Regions from separate parts of the Homo sapiens genome. Here region 1 is linked to region 2. The links are chromatin loops, found by intact Hi-C in ENCODE. Cell type or tissue: B cell. All regions are shown on one strand. Each heading gives the region's core, and the rest is flanking DNA. Links, peaks and the distances in the headings are about the cores only. Region 1 has its middle 35 kb from the start of PRDM2. Region 2 overlaps PRDM2 (PR/SET domain 2).

Evidence for each region. Peaks named below come from ENCODE experiments on the same cell type or tissue, not always from the same donor. Only the 100,000 strongest peaks of a DNase experiment are listed, where the experiment ranks them.
Region 1: a loop joins it to region 2, with 4 times the contacts of the local background. A loop is called at or near these places in 5 of 110 quality-filtered maps.

The regions. Positions count from the first base shown.
Region 1 is chr1:13,660,999-13,669,332 of GRCh38, reverse strand. No RefSeq gene overlaps it. Among named protein-coding and RNA genes, the nearest start is that of PRDM2, 35 kb to the left of the region's middle. In B cell, for the core only: CTCF peaks have their summits at 3,273 and 3,476 (motif pointing left); DNase peaks (open chromatin) are centred at 1,422 and 3,432; H3K4me3 peaks cover 1,463 bases; H3K27ac peaks cover 3,322 bases.
Region 2 is chr1:13,760,570-13,768,903 of GRCh38, reverse strand. All of the region lies in intron 6 of PRDM2 (PR/SET domain 2), which reads right to left. Among named protein-coding and RNA genes, the nearest start is that of PRDM2, 65 kb to the right of the region's middle. In B cell, for the core only: no CTCF peak of the experiment used is centred there; DNase peaks (open chromatin) are centred at 3,750 and 4,718; H3K27ac peaks cover 4,084 bases.

The sequences.
Region 1 (8,334 bases), core at 82-8,081, 100 kb after region 2:
CAAAGTGCTTTTATATATCAAATAGTAAATCAAATATGAAATCAAACATATATTTATATATCAAATATTAAATATCAAAGCACTATTAAATATCAATAGTGCTTAAGTATCAAAGAACTATAATGAAGTTTAAAATATGTTGACCTAAATGCAGATAGCTGCCTGTACAGCAGAGCTCCACTAAATACCCTACAGATGCAGCTAGTCTGAGAAACACTGATTGAGGTTTTCGTATTGCCACCCTTCTGTCCATGGTGGCTCCACAACATTCCCTCCCGCTCTATATGGAAGTGTGTGTTTTGGACATCGGTATATTCAACTCCTTTTTTCACAAGTCTGGTGAAAAAAACTTTAACCAGATAGAAAAACAATGAGATCGTCACTTATATAATCATATTGGCTCTTTCACTGATTTATGGGCAAGTTTTTGGGGTGCTCTTTAGAGTTGCCTTCTTGAAATTAGCCACAATGCACACTCTCTGCCTTCCCAGAAGGGCATTATAAAGGAAACAGGCCAGGAACAGTGGCAAGTGCCTGTAATCCCAGCTATGTGGGAGGTTGAGGCAGGAGGATCACTTGAGCTTGGAAGTTTGAGACGAGCCTGGGCCACAAAGTGAGACCCCATCTCAAAACAGAAAGAAAAGAATACAGGGTCTACCGAGGAAAGGAACTGGAGCATATGTATAAAAACCTGAGCATGAGGCCGGGCACGGTGGCTCACGCCTGTAATCCCAGCACTTTGGGAGGCCGAGGCAGGCGGATCACGAGGTCAGGAGATCGAGACCATCCTGGCTAACACGGTGAAACCGTGTCTCTACTAAATATACAAAAAATTAGCCGGTGGTGGCACGCGCCTGTAGTCCCAGCTACTTGGGAGGCTGAGGCAGGATGATGGCGTGAACCCTGGAGGCAGAGCTTGCAGTGAGCCGAGATCGCGCCACTGCACTCCAGCCTGGGTGACAGAGCAAGACTCTGTCTCAAAAACACAAAACAAAACAAAAAAAACCTGAGCATGAGTCGGGCGCAGTGGCTCACTCCTATAATCCCAGCACTTTGGGAGGCTGAAGCGGGTGGATCACCAGGTCAGGAGTTAGAGACCAGCCTAACCAACATGGTGAAACCCTGTCTCTACTAAAAATACAAAAATTAGCCAGGTGTGGTGGTGTGTGCCTGTAGTCCCAGCTACTTGGGAGGCTGAGGCAGGAGAATCACTTGAACCCGGGAGGTGGAAATTGCAGTGAGCTGAGATCATGCCACTGCATTCCAGCCTGGGTGATGGAGCGAGACTCTGTCTCAAAAAAACAAAATAAAACAAAACAGAAAAAACCTGAGCATGTTTGTATGCATGAATGCTTTCTGACAGGGCAAACCCAGATTACATATCAATATTTACATTAAAAAAGCAGAAGTATCCTCCAACCCAATGAGAATTTTAAACCTCTTCTTGCTGTCACTCTCATTTGCACTTGAAAAGAGCTGTCAGTCAAAGAACTTTTTTTTTTTCTTACTGGAGAGATGGTTCTCTTGGAAGACTACGTTTTTCTTTTTTAGGCTACAACATACTTCACGACTTAAAAGTGCTCATTTTCTTGAAATCACGTGGGCTTTATTTTTCAAGTCTTGAATTAGACAGATGTTACTCTGGATAAAAATATATCCATGGGGAAAGAATTATTTGCAACTCAGAAATGATAACCTAGTTCGTTTGGTGGCAAGCTAGGGCTGATAAAGTAATCTAATGTATAGGGGGTTTTTTGTTGGGTTTTTTTGGTTTTTTTTGAGACGGAGTCTCACTCTGTTGCTCAGGCTGGAGTGCAGTGGCACGATCTCGGTTCACTGCAACCTCTGCCTCCTGGGTTCAAGCGATTCTCCTGCCTCAGGCTCCCAAGTAGGTGGGACTACAGGCATGTGCCACCACGTTCAGCTAATTCTTGTAATTTTAGTAGAGACGGGGTTTCACCATGTTGGCCAGGCTGGTCACCAACTGCTGACCTCAAGCGATCCACCCGCCTTGGCCTCCCAAAGTGCTGGGATTACAGGTGTGAGCCACCACGCTCGGCTGGCCTAATGTATAGTTTTAAAAACCATAGTTGTTTTGGTTAAAGTAATGCAGAAAGGAGTCCTTTTCCTGACAGCTCAGCTGGTCTTCCAAGTGTGATTGTCAAAATGGTAGGGACTGACTAAAAAACAAACAAACAAACAAAAAGAAAAAAAAAAAACCAAAACTATTCTATGCCATAGTGAAACCTAATGCTGAATTTTTCTCCAAAAAAGAAGAAAGTGAGAACAAGCAAACCCCAGGGCTGCTGGGCCTGTCTGCAAAGGGTGAAAGCAGCAGAGGAGTCTAAATCGAACTGAATTGCAAGATTTCAGTTCTAAGCATGGCACATGTATACATATGTAACTAACCTGCACATTGTGCACATGTACCCTAAAACTTAAAGTATAATAATAATAAATTAAAAAATAAAAAAGTAAAAAAAAAAAAAAAAAGATTTCGGTTCTAAGAGAAGTTCCCCACGCAACTACCCCAACCCTTTCTAGAATGTTGTGTGTTCTCTGCACTGACTCCAGGGTTAACACATATCATGGCTCATTTGTAGACTTGCCATGTTCTTCCTTTTTCTTTGCTTTAACAACAACTGGCAGATACCCTTTCTTTTTATGGGTACTCTTGGCACTCTGGTTCTTAATTTGGTTTGGGGTGACTCTGTCGGTTTCCTTTGGCAGATGGCAGTCACAGGTGGCCTGGAGCCTGGGGCACACGCAGTCCCACCTGGTTCCCTTAAGGACTCCCTGGTTAGTGCTGAGGCCTAATAGCCTTGAACTCTCTGCCTGCATCCCATCTGCTGCGTGCTCTGAGCTCCCTGAGATGGGGCAGCCATGGTAGCTGCTGCTGTCAGCTGTCTTAGAGTTGGGAATTTACAAGGGCTGGTTGTCCCTGCCTCCCCATTACTCTCTTGCTCCTGTTGGTGTCCACATGGTGAAGCGATGCCCTTGCACGCCCACCCCCATTCCTGCTCTTCATTATGGCTGTTGACCAAATTCCCCTTCAGGCACTGGGTCCACATCCAGCCTCCCTTGTCCACACCCACAGCCCTAAGCCCAGGGAACAGCTTGTAACGCTCTCATTTCACTGTTCTTTGAAATAACAAGGTAACTTGGTACAGTGGAAAGACTGCGGTCTTTGAAGTTTGATGGTTTTGTGACCTTAGGCCATTCACCAGCGGTTCCCACTTTGCAAGGTTCCGGTGAGGACCTGGAATAAAGGCTATTCCTGGAACACGAATGGAGAACCCATTTCATAAGCAGTGCTTTCTGTTTGTTAACAGAGGCAGAAATGACATTGACGTAGCCCTCTTCTTTTACTTCTGCTGTGAGGCAGTGACTGTCAGAGCCGTCTTAACTTGATTGCTCCTAGTCCGGAAGGTTCTGTTCCTTTGGGCACAGCAGGGCTGTTTATGTGGAAGAAGGAGCCCTCTGGTGGGCATCAGGAAGAGTTGCAGTTAATTTGCAATTTGCTTGTCTCATTCAAGTGGTTTGCTCTGTTTTTTTAAGACGCACAATCACTGGTTGACCTGGATGCTGCGAGGTTACAAGAGATGAAATATGGAGGAGGCCTTCAGGGAGTTAAGCTATCCAACCCTTTCGTTTTGCTGGGGACCAAAAGATTGCCCGGGACCTCCTTCAGTGCTAAAATCCACCAAGTCTTGGACCAATCTAGACAAATTGGTCCCTTTAGGACTATCCCATTCACTTTGATGCTGGGCAGAAACCAGGCCTCTAAGGGTTGAAGCTCGGGGCTGACGGTTTAAATGGGAGCAAGGGGCTGGGCATGATGGCTCACGCCTGTAATCCCAGCACTTTGGGAGGCCGAGGCGGGTGGATCACCTGAGATCAGGAGTTCGAGACCAGCCTGGCGTAACCCCAACCCTACTAAAAATACAGAAATTATCAGGGTGTGGTGGCAGCTGCCTGTAATCCCAGCTCTCAGGAGGCTGAGGCAGGAGAATCACTTGAACCCGGGAGGTGGAGGTTGCAGTGAGCCGAGATCACACCACTGCCCTTCAGCCTGGGTGACAGAGCATGACTCCGTCTCAAAGTAAATAAATAAAATAAATAAATGGGAGCAAGGATTGAGCAAAGGCTGGAAAGAGAATCAATTTCCTGCAAGGATGGGATGTAAGGGGACCATCAGATTAGAGACATGTATGGGAGGGGAAATGGGGAGCACTGGGTTCTTCAACTGTGTCTAAACTCTGTGATCAAGCTTCCTCTCCATTCCTCTAGGAAGTGGCCTTCATCAAAAGAAAGCCCTATGCTTTCAAATTTATGAACTATTGGCTAATCCGTTTTTCTCTTTTGGCAAGATAATTTCAAGGAGGTTTCTCTCTCCACCAAGGATTTGACGGGTGCGCTGTTACATCCCTTGGGGATGAAAAGGGAAACCCAAGTTGTCCTTTTCTTCCCCTAGTGCTTTGCTGATTTAAAATTAATATTTCCTAACTAATCACTAGAAGAGACTAATGATGGCTTAGTCATCAGGTATGGAACAGGAAGTAAAGAAAAGCACCATGCCCTACAGAAATTGGAGGGAAGACTAAGAACAGGAGACTGCAGTCACCTGGGCTGGAAATTGGCCAGGACCACACAGCTAACTCTTACCACTTAGGTGCAGATGTTTTCATGAGCGGAACACAGCAGCCTTCCAACTTGCTTAGTATCACTTTCCAAATTACTCAAGTGCCACCTTTGTTGCTCCTTGGAAGTTGCCCTTGCAAAGACTTGCCCAGTTCAGTCCCTGCCCAGTGATTCAAAGCTGATCATTTTCCATGGTAAAAAGGTCCTACTATTTACTCCAAGACTTTTGACTCTCCTTTCTATGGTAATGCTGTGCAGAGGAAATTTCTCAGGTTATTATTATAGAACGGTGGTTTTTCAACTGGGGGTGATTTTACTCCCCCTAGCTGCTTCCAGGGATATGTGGCAATGTCTGGAGACATTTTGGTTTTCACAACTTGGTGAGTGCTACTGGCATCACTACCCATAATGGGTAGAGGCCAGGGAGGCTGCTCACCATCTTACATTGACAGGACAGCCCCACAACAAGGAAGTATCCAGCCCCAAATGTCAATCGTGCTGAGGTTGAGAAATCCCGCAGGAAGCCGTGGATCTTTTGATAGGGTTGTGCAATCATCACTACAGTCTAATTTACAATATTTTTATCCCCCTTAGAGAAACTTTTTACTCATTAGTAGTCAGTCCCTATTTCCATATTCTCATCTCCCCCCAGCGCCACCTCTTGGCCCTAAAAAACCACTAATCCACTTTCCATACATTAAAGGATGATACAGTTTCTTACTTCACAGAGTAGTATCATCCCTATTTACAGATAGGGCAACTGAGACCCAGAGAGGTGAATGTCTTACCGCTATTAAAGAGAGGACTCTATTACTCAATCCAAGGCAAGAACAGAGGTCACAACAAACTTTTTCCGTAAAGAGTCAGATAGCGAATATTTTAAGCTTTATGGGCCATATAGTCTCCATTGCAACTACTCATTTCTGCTATTGTAGAGTGAGTGCCGGCATAGACAATATGTAAACAAATTGGTGTGTCTGTGTTCAGATAAAACTTTATGGCCTGTAATCCCAGCACTTTGGGAGGCTGAGGCGGGCAGATCACAAGGTTAGGAGTTCGAGACCAGCCTGACCAAAGAGACCAGCCTGGCCAACATGGTGAAACCCTGTCCCTACTATAAATGCAAAAATTAGCCAGGCATGGTGGTGGGTGCCTGTAACCCCAGCTACTCAGGAGGCTGAGGCAGAATTGCTTGAACCCAGGAGGTGGAAGTTGCAGTGAGGTGAGATTGCACCATTGCACTCCAGCCTGGGCAACAGAGCGAGAATCCAACTCAAACAAAACAAAACAAAAAAACCCACTTTATTTACAAAAACAGTTGAAGGGCCAGATTTGGCCTGCAGGCTCTAGCTTGTCAATCCTGGAATTAAACCATTACAAAAGGCCTCACATTTACTTGGACAACCCCCACCCCTAATTCCTTCTTCTGCTTCCCTAGATCCATCCTCCCAGATGATCGTTACCCTAAAGTTTGTCTTTATCACTCTCTGACTTAAAAAAAAAAATCTGCTTACCTAAGCTGTGTGTTGTCAAAACAATGTGTTATCTTCTTTTACTGGGTTTGAGCTTTCAAAATGTCATCATATGGTGTGTGGTCTTTGGCTTTTAAAAATTCAGTCTTACGTTTCTAACATTTATGGCCATCGTGGATTCATTTTCATCACTGTGTGTAAAATACTTCATGGGGTGAGCATACTACAAGTCTTGTAAACACGCTCTCCTTGATGGACATGTAGGACAGTTTATTTGCCATTATAAACAATTATAAAACAATTCCTCTAGAAGCAGAATTGCTAGGTTAGAGGATTAAAAAGCTATTTATTTATTTATTTTGAGACGGGGTTGCCTAGGCTGGTCTCGAACTCCTGGGCTCAAGCAATCCTCCCACTGAGGCCTCCCAAAATGCTGGGATTACAGGCATGAGACACTGTGCCTGGTTTTTTTTTTTTTTCTTGTAAAAATGCCTGAGACATGTAAATTACACAGAGTCTGGAGTCAGCGTGACTTCCTGGCTAATTTCCACCATTTCTAGCTTTGTCATCTTGGGCAAATTGCTGTGCCTGTTGCTGAATCCTCTTTTCTTTGGGGGGGTGGGGTGCCTATGTGAAATGAAGATAATAATGGTATCCACCTCCTCATGTTGTTGTGAGGATTAAATGAAATAATCCCCGTAAATCTGTTATTAGCACACTGGTAGCACAGTTTAGGAGTTTAAGGAGTTTTTTCCTCACTTTGTATTTGTCACATGACTTCTCCCCACTAGGCTGCGAAGTTAGTAAGGGCAGTGTTAAAAGAAAAACTTCAGCTGAATTAATTTTAAATGAGTTTAATTGAACAATGCATGATTCCCCAATCAGGCAGCCCCCAGAATCACAGCAGATTTAGAGAAACTCCAGGGATGCCCCCTGGTCAGAACAAATTTATAGACAAAGAAAGGGAAGTGCCATACAGAAATCGGCAGTGAGGTACAGAAACAGCTGGATTGGTTACAGGCTGGTGTTTGTCTTATTTGAACACAGTTTGAACACTTAGCAGTCTCTGAGTGGTTGAAGTATGGCTGCTGGGATTGGCCAAGACTCAACTATTGTAATTGTTACAGGTGTATACTCCTAAATTAGGTTTTCAACCTTGTCTGCCTATTAAGCTAGGTTACAGTTCGTCCACAGGGGCTCGAATATAGAAGTACGGAGTCCTTCCCAGGCCGTATTGAGTTTGCATTAACAGCAAACTGGGTACTTTATCTCAGAAACATCAGTATCCACCATATGTCAGTTTTCAAATAAAGGTGTGTGAATGAATGAAATGATGAATGAAGGAATGTGTGAATGTGATCAGAACTGTGGCCCTGCCAGCTGCAGACACAGGTGTCAATGACCTGGGTGTCACAGTTTTGAGCATGGGGGTGAGGAAGGTGGGGAGGCAGCAACCAGCGTAGGACTCCCTCCGACTGGGTGGAGTGACTGCTTTGGGTCTGACCGCATTAGTCATAAGTAATTCCCTGGACTTCTGCCTTGGAGGAAGCCGTGCAGGTTTGCTGAGGGAGGCCCTGAAAGTCTGACTCTTGGAGATGAAGAGTCTGTGAGCTGCTTCTTTCCACTTGTGAGTAGCAGATGAGCTGCAGAAGAACTAACCTGTATTAGTCCGTTCTCACACTTCTATGAAGAAATACCCGAGACTGGTAATTTATAAAGGAAAGAGGTTTATACTTATAATCATGGCAGAAGGCAAAGGAGAAGCAGGCACCTTTTTCACAGGGTGACAGGATGGAGTGAGTACCAGATGATTATATAACCATCAGATCTCATGAAAAATCATTATCACGAGAACAGCATGGGGGAACCACCCCCATGATCCAATTACCTCCACCTGGTCCCCTTGACAAATGGTGATTATGGGGATTATGTGGATTACAATTCAAGATGATATTTTGGGTGGGGATACAACCAAACTATATCACTCACTATCACAAAGGAACTCAGCAAGACATGGGACTTTAACATTTGCAGGTCACATAAGCCACTATCATTAAAGTACATTGTCACTAAAGGCCAATTACCATTGAGTCAATTACTTTTCAGAGGCCAGAGCACACCAATAGGAAGTTCATTGTGTGTTGGGATTTTATAAATATATCCCTATAGACACACATGTATAATTTCTCTTTTTTTGAGACGGAGTCTCGCTCTGTCGCCC
Region 2 (8,334 bases), core at 56-8,055:
AATAAGACCAATGTAGTATATTCATTCTTGGGCCTGTACTGTGCGCCCTTATTGTAAAACTGATGCCCCTGCCACTTAATGGATCAATTTTGCTAGAAGCCCCCAAAGTCCCAACGCATAAATCACTTTACAAGGTAGACACCCAAAGGGCAGAGATGTGAAATAACTTGCCCAATGACACACGACTACAGTAGCTGTAAAGCCAGAATGAAAACTCAAGGGCCAGGAGCAGTGGGTCACACCTGTAATCCCAGCACTTTGGGAGGCCGAGGCAGGTGGATCACCTGAGGTTAGGAGTTCGAGACCAGCCTGGCCAACATGGTGGGTGAAACCCCATCTCTACTAAAAATACAAAAATTAGCCAGCCATGGTGGAGGGCACCTGTAATCCCAGCTACTTGGGAGGCTGAGGCAGGAGAATCACTTGAACCCGGGAGGTGGAGACTGCAGTGAGCCGAGATCGTGCCACTGCATTCCAGCCTGAATGACAAGGGCAAAACTCCATCTTAAAAAAAAAAAGAAGGCCGGGCGCGGTGGCTCACGCCTGTAATCCCAGCACTTTGGGAGGCTAAGGTGGGCAGATCACGAGGTCAGGAGATCGAGACCATCCTGGCTAGTGCGGTGAAACCCCGTCTCTGCTAAAAACATAAAAGCATTAGCCGGGCGTGGTGGTGGGCGCCTGTAGTATAGTCCCAGCTACTTGGGAGGCTGAGGCAGGAGAATGGCGTGAACCCGGGAGGTGGAGCTTGCAGTGAGCCGAGATCACGCCACCGGACTCCAGCCTGGGCAACAGAGCGAGACTCCGTCTCAAAAAAAAAAAAAAAAAAAAACTCAAGGACAAAATGTTAAAAATGTTCTTTCTCTTAATAGTTACTTCTTAATATCAATAATGACTTAATATGCATACTTTTTCTTTTGAGACAGGGTCTTACTCTGTCTCTCACTCTGTCATTCAGGCTAGAGTGCGATGGCATGATCTCGATTCACTGCAGCCTCGACCTCCTGGGCTCAGGTGATCCCTCCTGCCTCAGCCTCCTATGTAGCTGAAACTACAGGCATGTGATACCATGCCTGACTAAATTTTGTTTCTTTTTTGTAGAGACAAGATCTTGCTGTTGTCCAGGCTGGTCTCGAACTCCTGGGCTCAGCAATCCTCTTGCCTTGGCCTCTCAAAAGTGCTGGGATTACAGATGTAGTCACGGCATCCAGCAGCATACCTTACTTTACAAAGCACTCTACAGATCCATTATTTCACTGGTTTCAAGTGCAAGTGAAAAAAGTTGCATAAAGACTTGCATCGGCCAGGCACAGTGGCTCATGCCTGTAATTCTAGCACTTTGGGAGGCCAAGGTAGGCAGATTGCTTAAGCTTAGGGGCTCAAGACCAGCCTTGGCAACATAGTGAGACCCCCGTATCTACCAAAAAAAAAAAAAAAAATAGAAAAAATTAGCTGTGCGTGGTGGTGTATGCCTGTGGTGCCAGCTACTTGGGAGGCTGAGGTGGGAGGATCACTCGACCTCAGAAGGTCATGGCTGCAGTGAGCCATGATCGTGCCACTGCACTCCAGCCTGGGCGACAGACTGTCTCAAAAACAAAACAAAGACTTAAACTGCATTTATAGTTTAAAAAAAAAAAAGCAACAATCAAATTGGAATGCTTTTTTTTATTTCTATTTTATCCTGTGCCAGAAACAAGTCAACAGCACAGAACCCTGATCTGAACAAGTATGATTCACCACTGAGTAATATCAATAAAACTGGATTTTGTAGTGAAATAGTTACCATACAAAGACATTCAACAGCCATAATGACTATTTTCTAAGACTATGTATAGCATTATACCACTGATGCCTGGGATATGAGTTACAAAATTAAAATTGCCTAAAGCGTCACATGAAAAATTTAACCTAGGTCTGGACTATGTTCTACTAGCCTAATAAATTGGACAGACACAGTAGGAAATTCTAGAGAATAATGTTTCACCTTAAAATGTTCAGGCAGTAGAGAGAATGCAAAATTCTGGGAGCCTTGCTCAAGTTACATTAAAAATTCATCACAACAGTGAAGGCTCATGCATTTGGTGATTTAAATGAATTAAATTTAAAACTATATGTAACTCTAGATGTGCTGCCTCCTCACTGGGGAGCTATCCAACTCTGAAGGATAAAATCAGAATTAAATATCTGTGCACAGAAGTTAGGTCCATCCGATCTTCACTTGGGGAGCTTCACAGTTGGTTCCAAAGCAGACAAGACTCCAACTGGGAGATTTCCACAGCTGTACCATGAATGGTCATCGAGGACACGGGCTTCCCAACAGGGCTGATACCAACTCACCAAGGTGGGTTGTGCCTGCTGCCTCCAGTTCCTCTGCCCTCCATCAGTCCTTCATCCTTGCAACTGAATTTCCACCCTCTCTACTCTACAGGCATCCAATTCCCATGGCTATCACTAATACCATAATTACAAAACCCAACAGTTCTTCAGGCTTTATTTGCCCCAAGTTTCTCCTTCACATTTGACAACTTGGTATTTCTTTCATTCTTAGAATTCCTCGTCCCAGCCTTAAGACACTACTATCTAGAATCTCACCCTTTTGCAGAGTCTTCCTCTTCTTCCTGCCCCTACATAAGAGGGCCCTTCCTAGGAAACTGAAGACTGGAACCATGCTTTCACACTAGGTTGAAGAAAGGCTTTGACAAAAGCATATGACTAAGCTGAGGGCACAGACCCTAGGGAACAGGGTAGATGTTGAACTCACTATGCTCAAGGCTGAGAGAAGAACCAGAACACTCTGGAGCAAAAAGAGCCTTGAAGGTCATCTCCGTCACCTGCACTTCAGGTAAGAATGAGCAATGCATTATAATATACAGCCTTTCAAATTTTTCAAAGTCAAAGGTGTCTTTCGTGACAGCAGGCCAGCTGTGGCACTAGTATCACTCAGGATACATCTGGTTTGGAGTAAAGTTAGAGTTCTCAAAGCAAGATGAAAAGGCTTAACTGGGAGGAGAAAAGTATAAAGTACATGTTAAATGACTCCTATAAAATTTTTAAAAATTACAATCTGTAATAGATTGTGTTGGTAAGGAAGAGGAATCGATGGATAATGGCAAAGTTGTTATCTTAAGAATGGCCAAGTGCAGGCCAGGTGCGGTGGCTCACGCCTGTAATCCCAACACTTTGGGAGGCCGAGGCAGGCAGAACACGAGGTCAGGAGCTCGAGACCAGACTGACCAACACGGTGAAATCCCATCTCTACTAAAAATACAAAAATTAGCCAGGCGCGGTACCACCGCGCCTGTAATTCCAGCTACTCAGGAGGCTGAGACAGGATAATCGCTTGAACCCAGGAGGCGGAGGCTGCAGTGAGCCTAGATCCCGCCACTGCACTCCAGCCTGGGTGACAGAGCGAGACTCCATCTCAAAAAAAAAAACAAAAGAATAGCCAAGTGATGCTATGTGTGAGATGGTGAAGGTCGACTGGAATTAGACCTCAGCTCTGCTGCATATGTGCCTAGTAGTTTAACGTTCTACAGTTGGGTTGATGATAGAGAGGAAGAGAGAAGCTGGAAATGGATACCTAAAATTAAGTTTTCCATAAGGAATTAACAGTTCATTTCAATATTCTTAATGTATGCTTTAATGTAAGAGAATGACTTGGTACTCTGGAAGTCATCAAATGTCATTAACAAAAGAACTGGGAGACTTGGGCAGAAGGACTGATGGGGGCACCAGTGTGCCTCAACCAGAAATGCTTTCAGAAAGGTTTGCAGCGGGGTGGGTGTGGTTATCAGAGGATCACAAGTGGCTGTTACAACTGGTCAAGGCGCGATCAGTGGCAAAGCAAGCCCCATAGATCTGAAGTAGTAAGACACTGCAACAGTTAGTTTTTATAAAAGTTAACATGCCATGCATTTTCTATAGTTTCCTTTTTCACTTAAAATAACTTTGAAACTTATCTGACAGTAAAAAATTCTGTTAAGCTCGTTTGGCATAATTTCAAATCTTTTTCTGCAGTTAAAGTCACCAAGAACTATCTGTAATCCTGGAGGCAAATTATAAAAATAAAACCTCTCTGGTTTTAGGTAGCTCATGGTATTAAAACACAACTCTAGGTTTTGCTTCCAACAGAAACAATGGAAAAGTTTTAGATTTTGCAGTTCTGCAGATTGCAGTATAAATTCCTGAAATGCTTGCTTCCCACCAGGGGGGCTGTTGCACAGCCTCTGCAGCTGTGGAGGCTGCAGGCTACCCTAACTCTTCCAAATGTCAGGCTGATAGGAGAATAGCAAAGATCCATCGGAAGGGAGTCCGAGCTTTTATGCTGTCAGAAAAAGGCTTTCAGTGGTTTTGACTGGATAATTCCACATCTTAAGAAAGGGCTTCCCAAACAAACTTCACCAAATTCAAGATAAGAAAGCATTAAGTTTCCTTACCTTCTTTGGAGCCTCAAAAAGTGTTGTGGCATGAACAAAATGATTTGGGAGAATAATTAAATATAAACAAGATGCTGACCTGTTCTACTTCATAATCAATTTCTAGGTTTCTTTCTCACGTTTTTTTAGTAGCCTGAAAAATGTACCTAAAATCTGAAAACCTTACATATAAATAGTGACGAGGCAACTACAAAATAAAGAACCTAATTCAACTTATGGACTCAGCCCCCCGTGGCTGAAAAAACCAAAGTGGGAGGTGTTGTAGAGGAGGTGCATTTCCAGTACCTGGCAACCCTGAAAACAGAAGAGACAGCCACGCCCTCGAGAATTGCTTACTCTCAGCTAAGAAGAAAATCATGTTTCCCCCTTTAAAGCCCATGACAAATTTTACAATACTGCATCCTGATGAATTAACTACAACATCGTTTTAAAATATTTTCAAGGAGTAAAAATTTGACATAAATATGAAACAAGATACAATGAAAACACTCAAAATTCATTCTTCACATTTGGTTACAGAAATGCCCATATGAACAATGGTCAAGCCACATGACTAATTAATCAAATCAGGCTACGATATATCCACAGAGATAAATTTAAGGAAAATCAAGAGGATATACATTCAGATTTTGGCAGGTGGCTCCCAGTGAGAGAGTATTGATAAGGGTATGATATTTCTATCTGATTGTATTTTCTCAGATGAGCACTTGGTTACATTACACACAAAAAAATGAATACATGATTTTTCATAAAGAAGACGCCAACAAAAGTAAAAACAATGAGATAATTGAAAATGTTTTTATTGGTTGAGACAAAATATAACACTTTAAAATTTTGTAAAATACGCAGTTTTACAAGTGCTATTTGGAAAAAGCCTCTACTTTGTACTTGGCCTAGATGGCAAAAAGTACTGCTCAAGTGTTTCTCTCTTGTCTACTGCCTACCCATAAAACTCAGGAAAACCGTTCAGGAAAAAAACCACAATCCCCAGTAACATCAAACCCACAATGGACACACAGTTATAAAGACTTTAAAGGGATTAAAAATACAAGAGATACCATTAAATAGCCAAAAATGCTTAGCATTCAAATTACCCTGTTAACCTTTTGGTAGACATCTTTCAATTCCATGCTACACATCATCACTTCAAACAAAAAAATCATCTGTTTCCTCTTTCCAAACAGCCACATACCCCATATTCTTTTTCCTGTTCACCGCACTTGGTTCTTATACCCATCATTATTTAAATCAAATATCTAATTTAAACAATCATGTTGAATGCCTGCCAGTATTAACCTAAGGGTCGATGTCTTGGCAGTTGGCTGTGATCATCATTCTTTACCTCAGCCTTTATTTTGCTTCTCTTAAAAATGCAAAGACTAAGCAACGGCATTTGAATATGCCACATTTTAGCAGAGGTTTATAAAAACAAGAGCATTTACAGAGATACTAAGCTACCTAATCACTCGGCCCACCATGAAATGAGGCACTTTTATTCCAGCACAGGTTTTCAGACTCAGCTCCACTGCTGCTGATCAAACAGATCCCACTGCTGTGGAGGATCTCAACTGTGCCCCAGCCACCTCCTGCCTGCAGCTGTGCCTCTATGAGCACTCACGGACCGACACATCATCCACATAATCGCAGGGGAGGATGTAAAGTTCCATCCACCAAGGGAGCCAGGTAAAGCCGGGAAGCCTGAGGAGCGCGCGCTGTGGACCTGGCCTTGCTAACAGGCTCTGGCACTGAGAATGGAGCCTTTCAGAAGCACACAATCTTCCTTGGTGCTGGTCTCCAAGGATTATCCCACATTGTCCTTGAGCTGAGGCTTTTCTATTTTTTGCCAATATAGGGGTAAAGTAATGACCACAGGGAACAAACTGAGCCTGGGAGGAAGGCTCACAGAGGACTAGGGCTTGAAACAGGAGTCCTTCCTAGGCCAGCGTCCAATGGCTGGTGGAAAGGGTCTCTCAACCTATGCACTCATTTCACCTGCTCCCAGCAGGTTCCTGTGTCTCCAAGGTTACTCGTGCTCCCTGCAAAGAGCTGACGCTAACTGAGGCGAGACAGTGGGCTAGGCTCTTGTCCCCTTCCCCAGTGTGGTGGTGGCACTCACAATAGTAGGTCCTCAAGGTAAGTTTGGTCCACAAAAACAGATACCCATAAAAGTGAAATAGCATGAAACACTGCTGCGCAGCCCTTGGGCCATGATTTGATTAACAAGAAATAATCCCATTCGAGGCAGATGGGAACCAGCTCTGATATATACTGGTAATACTGATCGGATACTGTTGTCAAAGAGAAGTAAATGAGGTAATGCACAAAACGAATGCCACACAGTGCCTGGCACAGACTCAATAAATGGAATCGATTGTAAGGAGTATCCACAGATGCTACTAAACAAATTACAGAAAGTGCACGCCTACAAATCTAAATTGTCGGCATATGTTCCTTCATATGAAGACAATGGCGTTCTGCTTCCACTAACAATTCCTAATTCATCCATTTGTTTTGTTCATTTGTTCTCCGCTGATTCACAGGATCCCACCCAGATATTATTATAAAAATGTACAAGTCCAATGAAGACAGAAGTTAGAGAGAATTCTGTCACTCACTCACTCATGTCCACATCAGTATATACTAATGCTCTAACAGTGTAAGCTGTGAGTGTATTTCATTTTTAAAGTCTGTAACCTACTGATTTTATTGCTCCTAACTGTCTCTGCTTGAGTTTGAAAACTGAACATACTGGTTCACTGTGGTGGTTCTTAATCTTTCGGAGAGGAGACTTCTGAGTATCAAGTAACACCTAAGGCCCTTCTCCCCAGTCACAAACGGACGTAAACACAACATTTGGTAGACAACACTGGGGGTCAGGGACTCCTGTGTTATTACAAAGTTAAGCTGTGAGTTTGTACAAGCATTGTGTATCAACAGAAGGAATGTACCTGTGCGACTGCTGAAAAAGAACTCCAACTCCTCAGAAAGCCCAGTCAAGATGCTGCACAGATCATCGGGACATTTCTTCCCGGAAAACTGGTATCGTCAAATTAATTAGCACCTTCTAAGAAAACTGTCCTTTCGTCCATTTGTTTTTTTCCTGATTTCACACCCAGAAAGACTGTAAAAAAAAATTTGTCATATACAGCCCTGAAACTGCTCCCACACAATTACTTTCAGGGCTGTCTGATAATTTAATACCTAAGAAAATGTTAAGAAAAATTCATTCACATAAAATCCTCTTATAACTGTCATGAGTGCTTTGGACCACATAAAGGTAAGACGAGCAAACAGTGAGACGTGTTTGCTTCTGCCCAGGCAAATGGAACAAATCAAATTCCAAGAGTTACCTAATGCACCAACCTATGTCACCACAGGTGTCCTCGTTTGGTTAACAGTGAAACAAGACAGCTTTTAAGAGAGAAGCAGGTTTCTTGCACATGAAGAATTCCTTAGTGCCACGATGTAGCTATTTAGGTGCAGATCCAAACAGGCCCTTTACTCTTAACTAATTTGAAACCCACTTAATTCACTCCACGATGCAAAAGGAAAATATATGGATTTTAAGAGAACTTGTTACACAAGATGGTGAAACTGCTCATTTTTTTTTTTTTTTAGAAGTGTGCCAACCGGCCAGAGAACGGCAGTTACCACAGAATGTATTTTGCTGGTGCCCACCATTACAATGGGATGAACCAAAGGTTGGTGTGCCAGGAATGTTCCTATAATGTTCTCACTTAATGCTCACAGCAACCTTGTAGGGTAGGTAGCTCATATTCCCATTTTATAGACAGAAAAATTAAGGACCAAAACATGGAGAGTAACCCATCCGAAGTCACAATGCAATTAACTGGTGCAGCTGGTATGTGAATCTGGTCTCTTAATTCCAAAGCTATGTTCT